2 separate regions of the Homo sapiens genome follow, and region 1 is linked to region 2. Evidence: chromatin loops called from intact Hi-C (ENCODE). Cell type or tissue: dorsolateral prefrontal cortex. All regions are shown on one strand. Each heading gives the region's core, and the rest is flanking DNA. Links, peaks and the distances in the headings are about the cores only. Region 1 has its middle 350 kb from the start of BCKDHB. Region 2 overlaps BCKDHB (branched chain keto acid dehydrogenase E1 subunit beta).

Region 1 (4,402 bases), core at 167-4,166, 250 kb before region 2:
ATCTTAAAGAATTTCCTTCTTGTTAAAGGCTGAATGGTATTATATTATGTGTATATACCACATTTTCTTTATCTACTCATTTGTCAATGGACTTTTGGATAGTTTCCACATCTTGGCTACTGTGAATGGTGCTGCAGTGAACACAGGAGTGCTAATATCTCTTTGAAATACTAATTTCAATTCTTTTGGATAAATACCCAGAAGTGAGATCACTGGATCCTATGGTAGTTCTATTTTTTATTTTTTGAGAATCCTCCATACTGTTTTCTATAGTGGCTGCACCACTTTGCATTCCCATCAACATTGCACAACGGTTCCAATTTCTCCACATCCTCAACAGCACTTATTATATTTTGTGGGTTTTTTAAAATAATAGTCATCCTGACAAGTGTGACTAATATCTCATTATAATTATAATTTGCATTTTCCTGATGATTAGTGACACTGATATTTAGCTTAGTTTTGTTCATGACAGTTAGGTGATTTTTTTACTTTTTTTCTCACAGTGAACTACATAGAAATTCAGGTCAACATTAGAAACAAATTAATATATGAATATAAGTCTCAGTCACCCCATCCCTCAATGTCCACATGTAATCAAACACTATTAGTAATAATAACTATCATTTATTGATTACTATAGTTACCTGGCTAAGCACTTGACATTAATTATCTCATTTAACTCTAACCACAACTCCATGAGGGATTTCTATTACACATGCTTGATACATGAAGCACCTGAGGCTTAAAGAGGTTAAGTGGTGTCACACGTATTCACTGAGTTTGTATGTGGCCTAGACAGGAATCCGTTTCGAATCTCTGACTTCAGAGTCCAAGATCTAAACCACCATACACACTGTCTGCCTTCACAGAGCTCCTGCTGCTTCTTCCATCCACTAAACAATAACTGGAAAAATTAAGACATTCATACACGTGGACAAATTCACATAAAATGCCCAGCCTCTGTCATGTGCCCAGATTCCCACAAACACTTTTTCTTTAAAACTTGATTCTGGCTATTTGTTTGACCCAGGAGGTGAAATTAGGTTACTGCAGACTGATTTATTATGCATTTCTTCTCTCCAAGAATAAGTGAAGCCTTCCTTTGATCTGCAGAAATTGTGCAGAAAAAATTAAGATGACTGGCAAAATAGTCCTTCCTTCAACACTCCTGGCTTTTCTACAAGAGTTTGCCCCATTCAGTTTTTCAACAAGCCTTTCTAAGGCTTCATTGAACTCAACCTATAACTGGGTTCTGTGATAGACACAAAAGAGAATAGTTCCCTGCTTTTAATGAAGGTAGTAGCTTATATAGGAAGACAGTTAACTTACGTGAAATCTATGTCTATATACAAGCTTCAGCTAATGCACTCCAAAATACACAAGTGCTGAGAATAGCAGAAAAAGGAGAAAAATTGCCCATATTTCCAGATATACAAACCCTTTGTTTCTCATCTTAAGACGCAGACGAAAGGGGAAACATTTGTCTTTGATTTCCTGGCCACTGGCACTTTTGAGTCTTTGCAATTTGTGAGGTTTCTATACACTAGGAAGCCATAAGAGGGCCACAAATAGGATGAGTATGTTAGCAACAAGTAAACCAAGGTAAGCATCTTTGTCTGACTTCCCGGTAGATGAGACAGGTCTCAGCCTTCAGCAGTTTTATGCTTTCCTGCAGGACTCTACACAATTGTACATCAGTTCAAGCAATTGCATTAGCACAAGAGTGCTGAGCTGTTCCAAAGAGAATGAGTGAGCCAATAGCTATAGCTGGCAGCCAATGAAGGGAAAATGTGCTCTGAACACTCAGTGACTCACCCAAACAGACAGGAGGGAGTGTGTGCCAATTTAGCCTGGACACACTGCCAGAGCTCACACACTCAGCAGGGTCAGGATTTGCAGAGGAGGTGAGTTCTGCTGCAATCCAAGAAAGTCAAGCAATAGCTGCAGGGGACTAGAAGGGTGGCATTTTTCTGCTGGTGTCAGCATTAAATTCCCATACTTCAAGGGTCCAGGGACTTGCCTCTAAAGAAAGCATAAGTCTGAAAGGCAGCAGAGGTGGCTGACCATTGAAAGTCCTACTCACGTGTGCCAAGCTCACACCAGGTATGCCATGTTCAGTAGTTCTAGTTGCAAGTCACATTCCAGCTGAGGTTACTTCCTATTTCATTTTCTTATGTAATTTAAAATGCCACCAAATTTATCTGTATGCTTCTTGTTTACTCTCTAGCTACTTATCGGAAAAAGGAGTGTGTCACATAAGTTCACAATATAAGTGGTTGTGTTCAGAAATCTGTTTATGATGAAGAAGTCTAATTGATTTATTATTTAAAAAAACAGTTTATTGTGGCCAACATGAAAACAAAACAGAAATGTGTTTGGCTGTCAATACAGCATAATGAACTCATATTTTCCTCCATGAGAAGGCAGAAGGATCAAGACGGAAGATGTACTAGTCCTAAGAAGGGAAGAATCCTTTTTTTCTCTGAAACACATGTATGAGAATGCATTTACACTATAGCTTTCAGGCTTTTGAGCATAAGAATCCCTCAAGGAGCTTATTAAGAATGCAGTAAGAATCCTCATAGATTGTGATCCAGTAAGATTCTGCACTTTCAACAAGTACCCAAAGTGATGCTGTCTTACAGTACATTGAGCCACTTAGCAAGTGGCATTTAAGGGACAACTGGCAGGACCTTCAGGCTAAATATTATCTTCATACTTAAATGCTTAGCTGCTTTACTTTGAATCTTGAAGGCTTTTTTGTTTTCTGGTAAGTGATGGAGAAGCGGAAAGGAGTGCTACACATGCTTTACACCTTTGTAAGATAAACTTTTACCGGGGATTAAGTGGCAACCAGCTAACAACAATAGACAGAAATCTGGGAGCTAGGAAAGGAAGTGTGAATGATGGGGCAGGTGAGAGACACCCCCAAAGCTTTGTCAGAGCCACAGCCTCTTACCTGAGCAGGGAAGTACCTTGGATTTTGTTGTTGCAATTGTTCTTTTATTCAACGTATGGACATCCGATATCTACTTTGTGAAAAGCACTATGTGTTGTTGTTTTAGGGTTTTTGTTGGCGGTAGTTTTTTTTCTTTCTTTCTTTTTTTGAGATGGAGTTTCGCTCTTGTTCCTCTGGCTGGAGTGCAGTGGTGCAATCTCGGCTCACTGCAACCTCCGCCTCCAGGGTTCAAGAGATTCTTCCACCTCAGCCTCCCGAGTAGCTGGGACTACAGGCGCCCATCACCACCCCAGACTAATTTTTGTATTTTTAGTAGAGATGGGGTTTCACCATATTGGCTAGGCTGGTCTCAAACTCCTGATCCACCCACCTCAGCCTCCCAAAGTGCTGGGATTACAGGCATGAGCCACCGCGCCCAGCGAAGGTTTGTTATTTAAAAGAACGGTTACTGAGTCCCAGCTGCCCCTGAGGTAGTACTCAGCATGCCTGCTCTCCAACGTCAATGGTCTTCTTTTTAGCTTGCCTTCTTGACCTGCTACTTTGTTTGGGGTGTGAAAGACAAGACACCTAAAATGTGGTTGGAAATGTGATAAGAGATAGCTAAATGTTTGTTAAAACATTAAGGATTTTAAGAATTGCAGAAGGGGAGATTTATGTGGGATTGAAAACATGCAGAGAGGGAAGGGATCCGGTCCTGTAGGGGATATCCCATTGCATAGGTGCATGTCTTGTGGAGTTAGCTAGTGAGAAATTTCTCCGTTGACGGGTACTGAAATAACAGTGAAGAAAAGAAATATCTAGTATGCTATTTTTACTGCATGGTATAAAGGAGTCTAAGCCCTACAAGACTTCAGCATAGTCTGCTACTATGAATGCCTTACATGAGCCATATTATCAGGAAAATCCAAGAACAGTAGTAGTTTTCAAGTCAGGTAGGTTCAAAGCTGAGATAAGGTAAAGTCTTGAGGAGATGCGACATGTGTGAGATTCAGGACCAACAGGAAATGGTAATGAGGGTAACTATGAAAAGGAGACTGTAAACCTTCCAGAATTTGTAGAAATCTTGGAGGGAGGCCCTGAATTTCCCAGAAGATGTGAGATTTTATTTATGTTTCAGTAGGTGTGGTAACCTAGGCTGACAACTTAAATACACAAAAGAATGTAAAATATCTTTACATCTCTACACTTCCTCTCTCACTTCCCACACATATGTCTTGGTCTTTAAGGATATTACTCATGGGAGCATGAGATACATTCACAATGTTAAACGCAGGATGCTTCTATATGCAGGAAATAAATGGGAGAGGAGGCCGGAATGGTCTCTGTGTAAAATAGGAAATATGAGGCAAGACATTTTCCAGCAGAAGTGATTAGACAGGATTCATAGACAACATGAGGTCAAAGCTCAATTCTAAAGAATAATTAGAATCAGAATAGTGT
Region 2 (4,402 bases), core at 232-4,231:
TAATCAATACTAAGCTATAGTGTATGCTCTCCTCCATATTTTCTTTTAGAATCATTTTCCTTCTGCCAAAGGGAGCTCCCTTGCAGTACCTTCTTTTAGTGAGAGCCTGCTAGTGATAAATTCTCTCAATATCTGTTTGCCTAAACTATTTTTATTTCATCTTAATTTTTAAAAGATATTTTCACTGAATATAGAATTGTAGGCTAGCACAGTCAGCAATTTAAGATGTTATGCCATTGTGCATACAGGTGTGGTTTTCTTTGAATATAATCTTAAAAGTTAACAAAGCTTGTGTAATGATGTTCTGAAATCTTCATGAGAATTTTTTTTTAGATACTGTTAGAGATTTTCTCTCTCTTCTTTTTCTGGAATTCAAATTGTATATAAGACAGATCTTTTGACCAGATCCCAAATGTGTTTTATCCTCTTTTCTGACTTGTGCTTCAATTTGGACATTTTCTATTAACTAGCCTTCCAGTTCATTATTGCTATCATCTACTGAGTCCGATATGTTATAAGCCTATTCATTGAGTTCTTATTGTCAGATATATATTTCTCTGATGGCTCCACAAAGTTTACTTGATCCATATACATACATGTACACACACACACACACACACACACACAAACTTTCTAGGGTAATTCTCCACCCTCTTACCTCTTTTGTTCCTTATTTTCTCTATGTTCCTAAGCATAACAATCAAGATGTTCTTGTCTGCTAACTCCAATATCTGGATCAGCTGTGCTTCTGCTTTTTATTGTTTCTTTCCCCTTTGTTATTGATCAAATACTCCTGTCTCTTCATCTACTTAGTTTTTTATTGAATGCTGGTTTATAGAAGTTCCAGATAATGAGAGGATTGACTCCTTGGCTCTGCTGCGCAGATAGAGTAAAAGTACATAATTCAATAAAAAATTCAAAGGGGTAGAGGCTGTATTGTGGGTTTGAGATGACCTGGTCTACATCTGGTTTGCCTCTAATTGTAAGACCTAACTCTCCATGGCTTTCAATTGAGAGTATGATGGGTCTTTGTCACTTCATTACCAAGTGATAGCTTCACTTTCCAGATATTTTCTACTTACCTTTCACCATTCACACCTTTAGAATTTGGCAAATAAAAGGTCAAGTATGTGTTTAAATCCCCTCAAAATTTCAATTTTGTCACTACAGCCCCACAAAATATGAGTTCTATATACCTGGATTCTACACACCTGGTTGAGACCAAATAGCAAGTGTAGCCAACTAAAAAGCAGCTATAGGTCATCGGTGTCAACATGCCACTCATTTCAGGGCTTTGAACTCACACAGCTGATTCTCTTAAGCCAATCCACCTACACACACACACACACACACACACACACACACACACACACACACCCATGGCACAGGGTAGGTCTCTGTCTCTTAAGCACTTCAAAACTCAAGAATTTTCTACTGTGCTTTTCAGAAGTCTCCAGCTTAGCTTTTTAATATCAAGTTCAGAATTGAGTGGAAAAACTAGCTGTGGTTTCTAGGACCATTTAAGTCTCTAATTTTTTAACTCCCTTGAGCAACAGTCAAAGACTCTGCTCCTTTCTCTATCCCCGAGCAAATATTTATTTTGGTTTATAACTTCCAAACCATGTATCAAGGATTAAGCAAGAAGTATGAATTCCTCAAGTGTCCCAGAGGCATTTTAGTGTATAGAGTATGATAATGTGTGTTCAACGAATCGTTTTTGCCTTTAATATGCTTTCTTTTCTTGATCAGGCGTTCCAAAAGATATATATTGGGGTTTAGTTGACACACAACGAATAAAACTCAGCGATCTAATGAGTCATAAGACAAAAACAACTGATAAAACACAGCTAATTAAAAGAGATTATAATATAAATTTTGGTTACTATAGAATTCATCAAGATGAATTAAAAAAGCTTCACTCTGGGGGAAAAAAAACCCTCATTTTCCATATAAATATTTGGTTATAGGGCCCTCTTCTTTAAAATCATCTCTAAATCCTAGCAGGAAAAAGCTAAGTATCAAAATTTTACCTCTTTTGATACATCAAAAGAAAACAGGAGAGGTACCATCATCAGCAACGAAGAGAGTCTCAAATAGACCCAAAGCAATCAAGAAGCTGGCTTTCACTGTCACAACCGGATGAAAGCATCCCAAAACAAAACAAAATAATGACGCTAATAAGTCAGAGGTCTGATGCATCACTTTCTCATTCAGTAGAGATCGCTTGTCTCCTCTTTCATCTTTCCCAGTAGGATAGAGCCCTAAGGAAAATGGATCTGCATTCTAGGATCAGACAAAGATGCGACCAACAGATTTAACACAGTGATGCAAAAGCAAACTGCTATCGATGTAAATATAAACAACTTCACCCTTCTTTCTGCCCCTAACTCTACTCTCTTTGCTTCCACGGTTGCCAAAATGAAGTATTAGTATACTTGTGCTTTACAATAAGCTGCTACAAATGCTTTTTGAATGTTTAAGGTATTATTTATATATATATAGATAGATACGTAAATAAAGTTCTAAAAGTGCTTGCCCTGACCATATGTGAATGCCCTCCGCACTGCGCCATCATAAAACATCATATCCCCATACAAAAGCACCATCTACACTAAAAATACAAACCCCAGGATAAGTGGTGGATATATGTTGCAAACAAGAAGACAACTCTAGTTTAACTATAATTTGGAACGTCTGGCTATTTGAAAGAAAACCCGGTGTCTGACTTGATTTGAAAATGCCTGCAAAAAGCGTTATTTTCATGAAGCTATGAATAACTCAATCTGAAATATTGCTCTTAATTACAGCAACTACAAATAGAATGGCTCGGGATCATTTGTAAGCATGTCAAGTGTTTAGATGGTGTCAAGTGAGTCTTCACAAACATTTACTATAACAAATCTTACATCTTCTACTAAATTATAAAACACTCTTCACCTAAAAACATCCTAGGCTATACTTTTACAGTAGTATCTGCAGGTTATTTTCATGTAACTAACCCAAGAAAGAGCCTGTAAAAGCTATGAAAATGCCAAAGCTCTTAAAAGTGGTAAATATAAAATGCCCTATACTATAGCAGTATATCAAGAAAAAATAATACATGTCATTGTTTCCTACAATTTTACATGTAATTGTACATCTATCTATTAATCGTACATATATCTATTGTACTTATCTATTAAGACTAGGTACATATAATTTACATGTAGCTAGACTTAATTGATAAGACTATTACAAACAGAGTGCTTAACCTTCTTTGTATCAATATGAAAATAGATGCTTCTTAAATTATCTTGGCATTGGTGTGAAAGATACTGGATATAAAGAGGTAAATGAGAGCTAAACTATATTCTTAAGAGGGAACTGGCTATGTAAATCTTAATAGTAAAAACAAGACCAATGTAATCAGGCCAAAGGTCATGAGGCTACTTAGATAGAAACTGTAAATTAGAGGAGCCAGAATCTCCACATAACCCTTAGACTGTAATCCACAGTATTAAGACTATATACAGAGTTATGTTTTTAAAAAATCCATCCCCATTACTTTTGGAGAGAAGATAAATGAAAATTCAGCCAAATCACTTAATTTACCTGACTAAATTAAACCTAGCTTACTGAACCATAACTAATAAGAAGTCAAAAACACAGGTGCCTTCGGCATCCTTGATATGCTCTATGACTCACACAATTCAACCCAAGGTGACTGCATAAAGGACCCCATTTTGTAATATTTTAAACAAAGGAAACTACAGGAGGAAAAATAAATTCTATAGTGATTTGTTTCCTTGAGCATGAAGCTGTTTATACAACTTTCTTTCATGCTGCAAATTTAAAAGTTTTAAATCAATTGAAAATGCTCACATAGCTCACAATTTCAAAAGAATTATTTGCAAATATACAACATATTTGGCCAAAGGTTTCAGGGAAATGACATTCTATCACCATTATATTCATACCTTACAAATTGTGTCCACATCCCAAGGTATTATAGTCCTCAGATCAATGACTTCACAAGACACTCCAAGCTTTTCTTTTGCCATGGAAGCTACCTCTCGGATCACATGAACCTGAAATAAAGAGAAAAATATGCAGAGAATGACTACAAAGGTTCTAGCCTCAAAAACTAGTTGAATGCTGATGTCACTATTAGAGACAGTATTTAAAGTCTCAGGAACTGATCTGCATGGAGAATTTATAAATTTGTTTTAAATATGTTGAAGCCCATATTCTGCGAAAATAACAAGTATAGATGTCTAGAAAACAGATGGAAAGAGGTGCTTAGAGAGAGAAGTCAGTACCACAGATACTGATTACAAAGATGGCATGTAGAAGGTAAATGAAGTCATACAAATACGTAGAAAGCATGTAGAGGGAGAAGTAAAGGGTAAAAATCACCAACATT

Evidence for each region. Peaks named below come from ENCODE experiments on the same cell type or tissue, not always from the same donor. Only the 100,000 strongest peaks of a DNase experiment are listed, where the experiment ranks them.
Region 1: a loop joins it to region 2, with 3 times the contacts of the local background. A loop is called at or near these places in 6 of 110 quality-filtered maps.

What each region holds. Positions count from the first base shown.
Region 1 is chr6:80,454,924-80,459,325 of GRCh38, reverse strand. It overlaps a transcript of BCKDHB not described here. Among named protein-coding and RNA genes, the nearest start is that of BCKDHB, 350 kb to the right of the region's middle. In dorsolateral prefrontal cortex, for the core only: no CTCF peak of the experiment used is centred there; a DNase peak (open chromatin) is centred at 1,835.
Region 2 is chr6:80,202,767-80,207,168 of GRCh38, reverse strand. BCKDHB (branched chain keto acid dehydrogenase E1 subunit beta) reads right to left here. Exons shown (of 10, transcript NM_183050.4): 8 at 3,957-4,067. Among named protein-coding and RNA genes, the nearest start is that of BCKDHB, 98 kb to the right of the region's middle. In dorsolateral prefrontal cortex, for the core only: no CTCF peak of the experiment used is centred there; no DNase peak of the experiment used is centred there.